2 separate regions of the Homo sapiens genome follow, and region 1 is linked to region 2. Evidence: chromatin contacts called from ENCODE POLR2A ChIA-PET data. All regions are on one chromosome and are shown on one strand. Each heading gives the region's core, a stretch centred on a gene start or an enhancer-like site at or near the end of the contact. The rest is flanking DNA. Distances are from core to core; before and after follow the strand shown. Region 1 overlaps ABHD3 (abhydrolase domain containing 3, phospholipase). Region 2 holds the start of PRELID3A (PRELI domain containing 3A).

Evidence for each region. ChIA-PET counts read pairs that join two places held with the same protein, here RNA polymerase II (POLR2A).
Region 1: POLR2A ChIA-PET joins it to region 2 with 10 read pairs in AG04449. The contact joins the enhancer-like site here to the promoter of PRELID3A in region 2. POLR2A ChIA-PET finds 5 or more read pairs at or near these places in 2 of 52 experiments (AG04449 and activated T-cell).

The regions. Positions count from the first base shown.
Region 1 is chr18:21,673,897-21,678,482 of GRCh38, reverse strand. All of the region lies in intron 4 of ABHD3 (abhydrolase domain containing 3, phospholipase), which reads left to right. Among named protein-coding and RNA genes, the nearest start is that of MIR320C1, 7.3 kb to the left of the region's middle. Within about 2 kb of position 2,907, at least 4 of the 41 ENCODE cell types and tissues checked have a DNase peak (open chromatin) inside an H3K27ac peak, as active enhancers do.
Region 2 is chr18:12,406,519-12,411,094 of GRCh38, reverse strand. PRELID3A (PRELI domain containing 3A) reads right to left here and starts at 3,166. Exons shown (of 7, transcript NM_001142405.2): 1 at 3,088-3,166. The coding sequence starts at 3,119. RefSeq lists enhancers at 2,339-2,588, 2,446-3,105, 3,106-3,767 and a silencer at 2,789-3,368.

The DNA of each region.
Region 1 (4,586 bases), core at 1,658-4,157, 9.3 Mb before region 2:
AGGATCTATAACTAAAATTATAGATCCTATGTAAAGTTATAGGATCTTGGGTTCCCTATTTTTAGTTATAGGATCATGCAGACTTCTGTGTTCCTAACCCAGTAAGAAAAGCATCCTAGCCACTTTGGAAAATAGTCTGGCAGTTCCTCCAAAAGTTAAAATAGAGTTACCATATGACCCAGAAATTCCTGAAATGAAAATATATGTTCTCACAATAACTTATACATGAGCCAGGCACAGTAGCTCATACCTGTAATCCCAGCACTTTGGGAGGCAGAGGCAGGAGGATCACTTGAGTCCAGGAGTTCAGGACCAGTCTAGGCAACATAGTAAGATCTTGTCTCTACAAAAACAAAAAATAGCCAAGTGTGGTGGCATGTGCCTGTTATACCAGCTACTTGGGAGGCTGAGTACAGGAGGATTGCTTGAGCCCCAGGAGTTTGAGGCTGCAGTGAGCTGTGTTTGTGCCATTGCACTCCAGCTTGGGCAACAGAGACCCTGTCTCTAAAAAATAAAAATAGGTTGGGCACGGTGGCTCATACCTGTAATCCCAGCACTTTGGGAGGCTGAGGCGGGTGAATCACATGCTGGCTAACATGGTGAAACCCTGTCTCTACTAAAATACAAAAAAATTAGCCAGGCGTGGTGGTGCGTGCCTGTAGTCCCAGCTACTCAGGAGGCTGAGGCAGGGGAATCGCTTGAACCCGGGAGGTGGAGGTTGCAGTGAGCCGAGATCACGCCACTGCACTCCAGCCTGGCGACAGAGCAAGACTCCGTCTCAAAAATAAATAAATAAATAAATAAATAACCAAAAACAAAAAAGTAAAAAAACCTGTACATAAATATTTACAGCAACATTATTCATAATAGCCAAAAGGTAGAAACAACCCAGATATTCATCAACAGATGAATGGATAAGCAAAATGTGATAGCTCCATATCCTGGAATACTATTCCACATTAAAAAGGAATGAAGTCGGCTGGGCATAGTGGCTCACGCCTGTAATTCCAGCACTTTGGGAGTGCCCAGGCGGGCGGGTCACGAGATCAGGAGATCGAGACCATCCTGGCTAACACGGTGAAACCCTATCTCTACTAAAAATACAAAAAAAAAAAAAAAAATTTGCCAGGCGTGGTGGCAGGCACCTGTAGTCCCAGCTACTTGGGAGGTTGAGGCAGGAGAATGGCGTGAACCCAGGAGGCGGAGCTTGCAGTGAGCCAAGATTGTGCCACTGCACGCCAGCCTGGGCAACAGAGCGAGACTCTGTCTCAAAAAAAAAAGGGAATGAAGTCTTGAATGCATGGGCACTTTGAAAGCATTATGCTAAGTGAAGAAGCTCATCTCAACAGGCCACACATTGTATGAGTCCATTTATATGAAATATTCAAAATAGGCAAATCTATAGACACAGAAAGTAGATTAATGGTCACCTAAGGCTTGAGGTGGACGATGATTGCTAATGGAGGTTTCTTTTTGGTGTGATAAAAATATTCTTAAATTATGATGGCACAACACTGAATATATTAAAAACCATTGACTTCTACATGAATTATGGTATGCAAATTACATCTCATAAAGCTTTAAAAAGAAAATCCTCCTTTAGGTGCTTTCTAGTTCAAGTTAGGGCTGGCTCAGCAGGTAAGGGAGGGCCAAGAAAGTCAAGCAGAAGCTGGAAAATAATTTAAAGCAGCACTGCCCAAAATGTATCCTGTGGACCAACTCTTTTCCTCAGGGTACCTGACTCTAGTCCCAGACAAGATAAGGAGCTGAGATAGAATGTCAGCCAACTTAAGGCCGGATGCGGTGGCTTATGCGGGTAATCCCAGCACTTTGGGAGGCCAAGGCGGGTGGATCACTTGAGGCCAGGAGTTCGAGACCAGCCTGGCCAACACGGTGAAACCCTGTCTCTACTGAAAATACAAAAATTAGCTGGGTGTGGTGGCGCATGCCTGTAATCCCAGTTACTTGGGAGGCTGAGACAGGAGAATCACTTGAACCCAGGAGGCAGAGGTTGCAGTGAGCCAAGATCACACCACTGTGTGTAGCCTGGGCTACAGAGCAAGACTCTGCCTTAAAAAAAAGTTAGTTTTAAAAATGGACAAAAATTTTATGTATTTATTGTATACAACATGATGTTTTGAAATATGTATACATTGTGAAATGGCTAAATCAAGCTAATCAACATATACATTACCTGAGAACATTTAAATGAGTAAATGATTTACCTAAGTTTGGTGGATGAGTTCAGAGCTGGTTTTGACTCCCAGGTCAGCACTTTCTACACATCATGATGGCTATAAAATATTGTTGTAGACCCAATGTTTGTGTTCCCTGCCCCAGCATTCATATGTTGAAGCCTTAACCCATCAAGGTGATGGTATTAGGAGGCACGGCCTTTGGAGGTAGTTAGGCTTAGGCGAGATCATGAAGGCAGGGTCCCTATGATGGAATTAGTGCCTGTAGAAGAAGAGGAAGAGACATCAGAGCTTTCTCCCTCCACCATGGGAAGACTTTCAAGTATATAATACATTGCCATTAATGATAGTCACCATGATGTACAATAGATCCCTTGAACTTATGCCTCCTGTGTAACTGAAATTTGGCTGAAGTGATCTGCCCACCTTGGCCTCCCAAAGTGCTGGGATTACAGGCATGAGCTACCAGGTCCACGGCCTGTAAATTATTTTTTTTTAAATAATGGTTAATATACTTTAAAAGCACATAAACCAATTTCAGTTCTGTACACTTTTTAGATAAGCTGACTTTTTTTCCCTCATCGCAATATTTCCTTAATGAGAGAAGCAGCTTGCTGATTTACATTCTGATGCCAGCAGCTTATCCTGAACTGGCATTTTGAATGGCTCTACTTCAGAGGTCCACAAATCCTCAAAGACAAAACAAAACAAAACCACCTCAGGCTGGGTGCGGTGACTCATACCTGTAACGCCAGCACTTTGGGAGGCCAAGGTGGGTGGATCACGAGGTCAGGAGATCAAGACCATTCTGGCTAACACAGTGAAACCCTGTCTCTACTAAAAACACAAAAATTAGCTGGGCGTGGCAACAGGCGCCTGTAGTCCCAGCTGCTCGGGGGGCTGAGGCAGGAGAATCGCTTGAACCCAGGAGGCAGAGGTTGCAGTGAGCCGAGATCATGCCACTGCACTCCAGCCTGGGCAACAGAGCGAGACTCAGTCTCAAAAAAAAAAAAAAAAAAAAAAAACCCACCTCATTCCACAGATGAGGACACCTCTGGAGAAGTGGGGTGACAATCAGAAGTCATAAAGCTGATGAGTGGTCTCACGGCAGGAACTCAGGCTGTGCAGCCTGGTGTCTTGACCTTTCAGTACTGGCTTCCAGTCAAGTCAGCCTGAAAATCTGGGGATAGATGGAAGGAGGGTTTTCAGAGAGAGGATCGTCCCTCCAACCTCAGATTCTTTGGGGTTAAGGACTCAGGTTTAGAGAAATCTGTTTTTGTTTTCTACTAGCTTTTCCATGGAAGCTAGTAGTGTAGGAGGGACTTAGAGTTCTTCCCCCACCCCATCCCTCCAGTTCCTCCACCCCACCCCACTGTGGGCCATTTTCTGAAGAAGGCATTTAGAAAGGATTAAAGGACCTCCCTGATAGCCAGAGGGAGGAGGGGTATAGAGGTCAGGGCCAGCCAAGGCACAATTCAGTTTCAAACTTCTACCTTCAGGCAGTGCCTTTCTCACATGCAGTACCTCCCTACTGGACATATTGTTGCACCCAAGTCGGCCCTTTCCTAAATGCTTCAAAAATAACCTGTTCCTGCTCCCCTTACCTTCCTCTATATAACAACCCAGGAAGGCTGGTCTCAGCCAGGTGTAGGTGTGAACACATTTAATCCTTGAGAATTTTCTCCCAACATTGATAGGTGCAGTCCAATAATAACAAAAATTTTAAACGTAGAAGATTGTGACCAGGTGTGGTGGCTCACACCTGTAATCCCAGCACTTTGGGAGGCCAAGCCAGGAGGATCACTTGAGCCCAGGAGTTGGAGACAGGCCTGGGCAACATAATGAGACCTTGTCTCTACAAAAAATTTAAAAATTAGCTGGATATGGGCATGGTGGCACGTGCCTGTAGTCCCAGCTACTCAGGAGGTTGAGGCAGGAGGATCGCTTGAGCCCAGGAGGTTGAGGCTGCAGCGAGCCATGATCATGCCACTGCACTGCAGCCTGGGCAACAGAGCAAGAACCTAGCTCAAAAAAAAAAAAAAAAGTTCAAAATAAAAGAAAGAATGTTTTGTTGAATAATGGAAGAGTTTTAGAAATAATAATTTAATAGCTAGGTATCATGCTTAATATGTGTCAGGTGATCCTGTAAGGTATGAGATGTTTGGGAGTACTTCCCCATACACTTCAAGGAATCCAAGAGTTCAGACCCATATAGAACTGGATTTCCCTTCTCCCAAGTCACTCAAGAAAGGTTTTACCATTCTTACCACTGCAGCATCCTCCTTGGCTTAGCTCTCACCCTACTTATTCTCTTGTTGCAGAGGTTCTCAACTCTGGCCACCCATTAGAGTCCCCTGGGAAGCATTGAAAAATACTGATCCCTGGCCAGGT
Region 2 (4,576 bases), core at 1,917-4,416:
TACACTGCTGTCTGCTATGATGATCTCAGGGGCGGAGTTTCTTCTCAATGTGGACACAGGAAGAAAACTTGATAAGATCAAACTGTTTGTGCCTAATTATTTCTTCATTTCAAAAGTACTGTAATCCCAGCACTTCAGGAGGCCGAGGTGGGTGGATCACTTGAGGTCAGGAGTTTGAGACCAGCCTGGCCAACATGGTGAAACTCTGTCTCTACTAAAAATACAAAAAAATTCACCAGGCGTGGTGGCACACGCCTGTGGTCCCAGCTACTCGGGAGGCTGAAGCACAAGAATTGCTTGAACCGGAGAGGCAGAGGTTGTGGTGAGCCAAGATCGTGCCACTGCACTCCAGCCTGGGTGATAGAGCAAGATTCTGCCTCAAAAAAAAGGAAAAAAAAAAGTAAATGTATTATTTCCAATCAAATGTTCACCTAACAGTACAACAAACTTTTTTTAAGTATAGAAAGAAAAAGAAAGGTCTATAATCCTCAAAGGAAAAAAATCAGGGGTTTCAATGGACGAAACAAGGGGAAAACTACACAGTAAGTCCAGCCAGGAAGCCAGACTTCCAATTTGTACTGTCATTTGGATGCTATGACACCTCATGGTACCACCTCATGGTACCACATCATTCATAACCCGTCCAGCCACAGGCCAATGACAGCATCCTCGGCCAGCCACATTCCACATTTGTCAGGCTTCATTACGGCCCTTTGCTTTCAAGTTCAAAAGTCTATGGCAGAGAATCAGCACCTAGTCCACAGCAGCTCCAGGGATGACCGGGATTCCTTTGGTGGATAGCTGCCCCTGTCCTGGAAGGACATCTGATCTCCATGTAAGATTCCTCACCCCTTCCGAGCACCTGCTAGGCGCCGGGCCCCGGCGGGGTGCCAGGAATACAAAATGAATGATGGGAGAAATGAAATACTGACACTCTACCACATGGTGAGCCTCAAGAAAATCATGCTAAGTGAAAGCAGACAGACACAAAACACCCCATATTGCAGGATGACATTTACATGCAATGTCCCAACAAGGCAAATTCATAGAAACAGAAAAGATTCCTGGTTGCCTGGGGCAGGGGTGAAAATGGGGTAAAATGTGAAGCTAATGAGCATGGGGCACCTCTGCAGGAGGACAGAAGTGTTCTAAGACTGGACTGTGTGTGTGATGGTCATACTTAGCAAAACTTAATGAATTATACACTTAAAATGTGTATAATTTTATGGTATGTAAAGTATCCTTCGGTAAAGCTTAAAAAAAATAAATGGGAGTTAGCAGCTGCAACAATTTTCAAAAGCATCAACTGTGATTTTTCACAGCTAGCTATTCATTTGTGCTTGTCCACAGACATTTCACAAACCTCTAGGGCAGACCTCGGCCATTCCATGAGAAAACTGAGCCCCAACCACCTGGCACTCCTGGTATGCAATGACTTAACTGTCCACAGCATCCAGACGGCTCAGTGATGCCCCCATCCTTGTTGCTGATGGAAACCCACTTGAGAAACACTGCAAGCCATACAAAAAATTAGATCCCATCAAGTCTAAAGACTTCATGAAAAATAATTTCAGAGGTTTTGAAACCACTTGATATATTTTTATTATAATTTTACATGTTTAAAGTCAGGCCAGTCACGGTGGCTCACACCTATAATCCCAGCACTTTGGGAGGCCGAGGCGGGTGGATCACCTGAGGTCAGGAGCTCGAGACCAGCCTGGCCAACATGGCGAAACCCTGTTTCTACTAAAAATACAAAAATTAGCCGGGCGTGATGGCCCACACCTGTAGTCCCAGCTACTCAGGAGGCTGAGGCACGAGAATCACTTGAACCCAGGAGGGGGAGGTTACAGTGAGCCAAGATCGCGCCATTGCACTCCAACCTGGGTGACCCAGCGAGCCTATGTCTCAAAAAAAAAAAAAAAAAAAAAAAAACCCAGCCTGGGTGACAGAATGAGACTCTGTCTCGAAAAAAATAAATAAAAAGAGTCAAAGGATGACAATTTCCTTCCACGCAGTACTTTTTTTCCCCCCAAAATAAAATATTTAATGCTTAAGTGAGGTCAGATAATTAAAAAATCTTTGTTGCTGTAAATAAACATTAAAGAATAATTTCAGTGTGTCACAGATCACTGACTTAAGGAAAAGATACCACTTAGGTTAGGAGGGCACTTTTTTCTTCTTTTTATTTGCACAATTCTATGGAGTATATGTGCAATTTCGTTACATGCATAAATTTCGTAGTGGTCAAGTCAGGACTTCTAGGGTATGCATTACCCGGGAAGGTGTCTTGCACCCATTAAGCAATTCTCATTATCCTCCCTGCACCCACCCCCTCACCCTTCAGAGTCTCCATCATCTGACGTTCCACTCTCCACATCCATGTGAACACATTCTTAAGCACCCACTTAGGAGTGGGAACATGCGATACTTGTCTTTCTGGGCCTGGCTTCACTTAAGATAATGACCTCCACTTCCATCCGTGTGCCGGGGGAGCATTTTTAAACAGTTCGAGGTTTTCCACGCTAGCTTGGAGGCCTTCCATGCCTACAAGTGAGTTCAGAGCCAGGGCCCCCGAAATGCCTTCTGCCCCTTTAGCTTCCTCCAGAGCTCACAGCCCGCCGTGGGCCCTCCGTGAAACGCGCGGAAGGTTTATGACAATCTCAGCAAAGGCGCCAGCTTGCAGGCCTCTCCCCTGCCCTGCTCCCGACCCCAAGGAGAGCAGCGAGCGCCAGGCCCCCGGCCGCCCCCCCGGCTCCGGCCGCCCCCGCCCCGGCCGCCCCCGCTCCGGCTGCCCCCGCCCTGGCTGTCGACCACCAGCGGGGCCTCTGTGCCTGCAGCCAGGCCCCTGCGCACGCCGGGGGAGAGGCCGTACCCGGCGCAGAGCCTCGCCCAGACCGCGGTCCCGGGGAAGCGCGCGTGCCCTCTCCGGGACGCCGAAGTTGCGGTCTGGGAACGGCCGGCGCGGGGCGGGGATCTCCGCGAGGCCCGCTGTGAGGTCCGGCCTTTCCTGGACCGCTCCAGCCGGGCTCGGGAGCAGGAGCCGGCGTCTGGACGGCCCCACCGCGGCCCTCAGCCCGGCCTCACCCAAACACGTGCTCCGAGCTCCAGATCTTCATTGCCGCCGGCGCAGGGCGCGGGCTCTGCGATCCGGGCCGGGTGCTTCGGGCCGCGCGGCTCCGGGCGCGGCGTGGGCGGGGCCTCGATGGGCGGGGCGCCCTTGGATGCCGCCCACCCCGTCTGGTGGCTAGGCTGGCTGCAGCGGCTAAAAATAGCTCTGCGGGCGCGGCTGTGGCGCAGCCCCAGACCTGCGCTGCTACCCTGGGGTGCGCGATGCGCGCTTGCTGCAGATGCCGCGGGCGTAGGAGGCGACGCTCGTCCTTACTCCCACTGTCCAAATTCTCCCAAGGCCCTGTCCAGCTACGCCGGTTTGTACTGTCGGGGACGTGTGATGAAAAACAAACCTGCCAACCCTCAAAACTCCACTGCAGTTTGGGTCTTGAACAAACATTAAACCAGCATGTGAGGCCGGGCGCGGTGGCTCACGCCTGTAATCCCAGCACTTTGGGAGGCCGAGGCGGGCGGATCACGAGGTCAGGAGATCAAGACCATCCTGGCTAACACGGTGAAACCCCGTCTCTACTAAAAATACAAAAAATTAGCCGGGCGTGGTGGCGGGCGCCTGTAGTACCAGCTGCTCGGGAGGCTGAGGCAGGAGAATGGCGTGAACCCGGGAGGCGGAGCTTGCAGTGAGCCGAGATCCCGCCACTGCACTCCAGCCTGGGCAACAGAGCGAGACTCCGTCTCAAACAAAACAAAACAAAACAAAACAAAACAAAACAAAACCAGCATGTGATGTGCATCACAAGCAATCCGCCAAATAGGCTGCAAAGACAGAAATCTCAGCCTGTATCAAACAGCCGGGAGGATGCAACCTACCCCACGCATGCTCCCGAGGTAAACGAGACAGCCCTCCGGGGAGGGGACTCCACTACACCATTTGTCGCAGAGTTCATCCTAAATTCGCCTGATGATGGAGTGGCCATTGGTAAATGCAGTGGCCATTTGCGTTTGCTAATTGCCTTTATCCAAAGGAAAAATGAATTTTCATACCTTTATGACAGGAGGTAGGTTTACAATTTGAAGCCAGGTGCTCTCTGGTAGCTGGGCTCCTACCCTCCCACAAAACTGGGAGACGGGGATGACATTTCAAAGAGATGACTCCCAAGTCCTTGAGAAAATACATTCTTGAGTTATAAAACTGGGGGGAAATCTTATTTAGCTTTAAAAAAATGTACGTGTATCTCAAAAAGAATTTGTGATTACAACTTGGCAAATCCTCTAAGGAAAAAGAGTCTCCCTTTCGCATAAACTACTTTTTAGCTTTGCAAAGTACCCTGCACTGCCACAAACGAAGTTGAAGTGCACGGAAGTGAGATGCTTGTTCTAAGAAGAGGGTACTCTTCTCCAGGATGAGATAGGGCGAGAGGGCAGGGCCCTTGTCTGAGTCGGCTGAGTCTCAGCCTAGAGCAGCGCCTGGCGCCCCTGGGGCGTCCGTGGGCGTGGGGAGCGCATT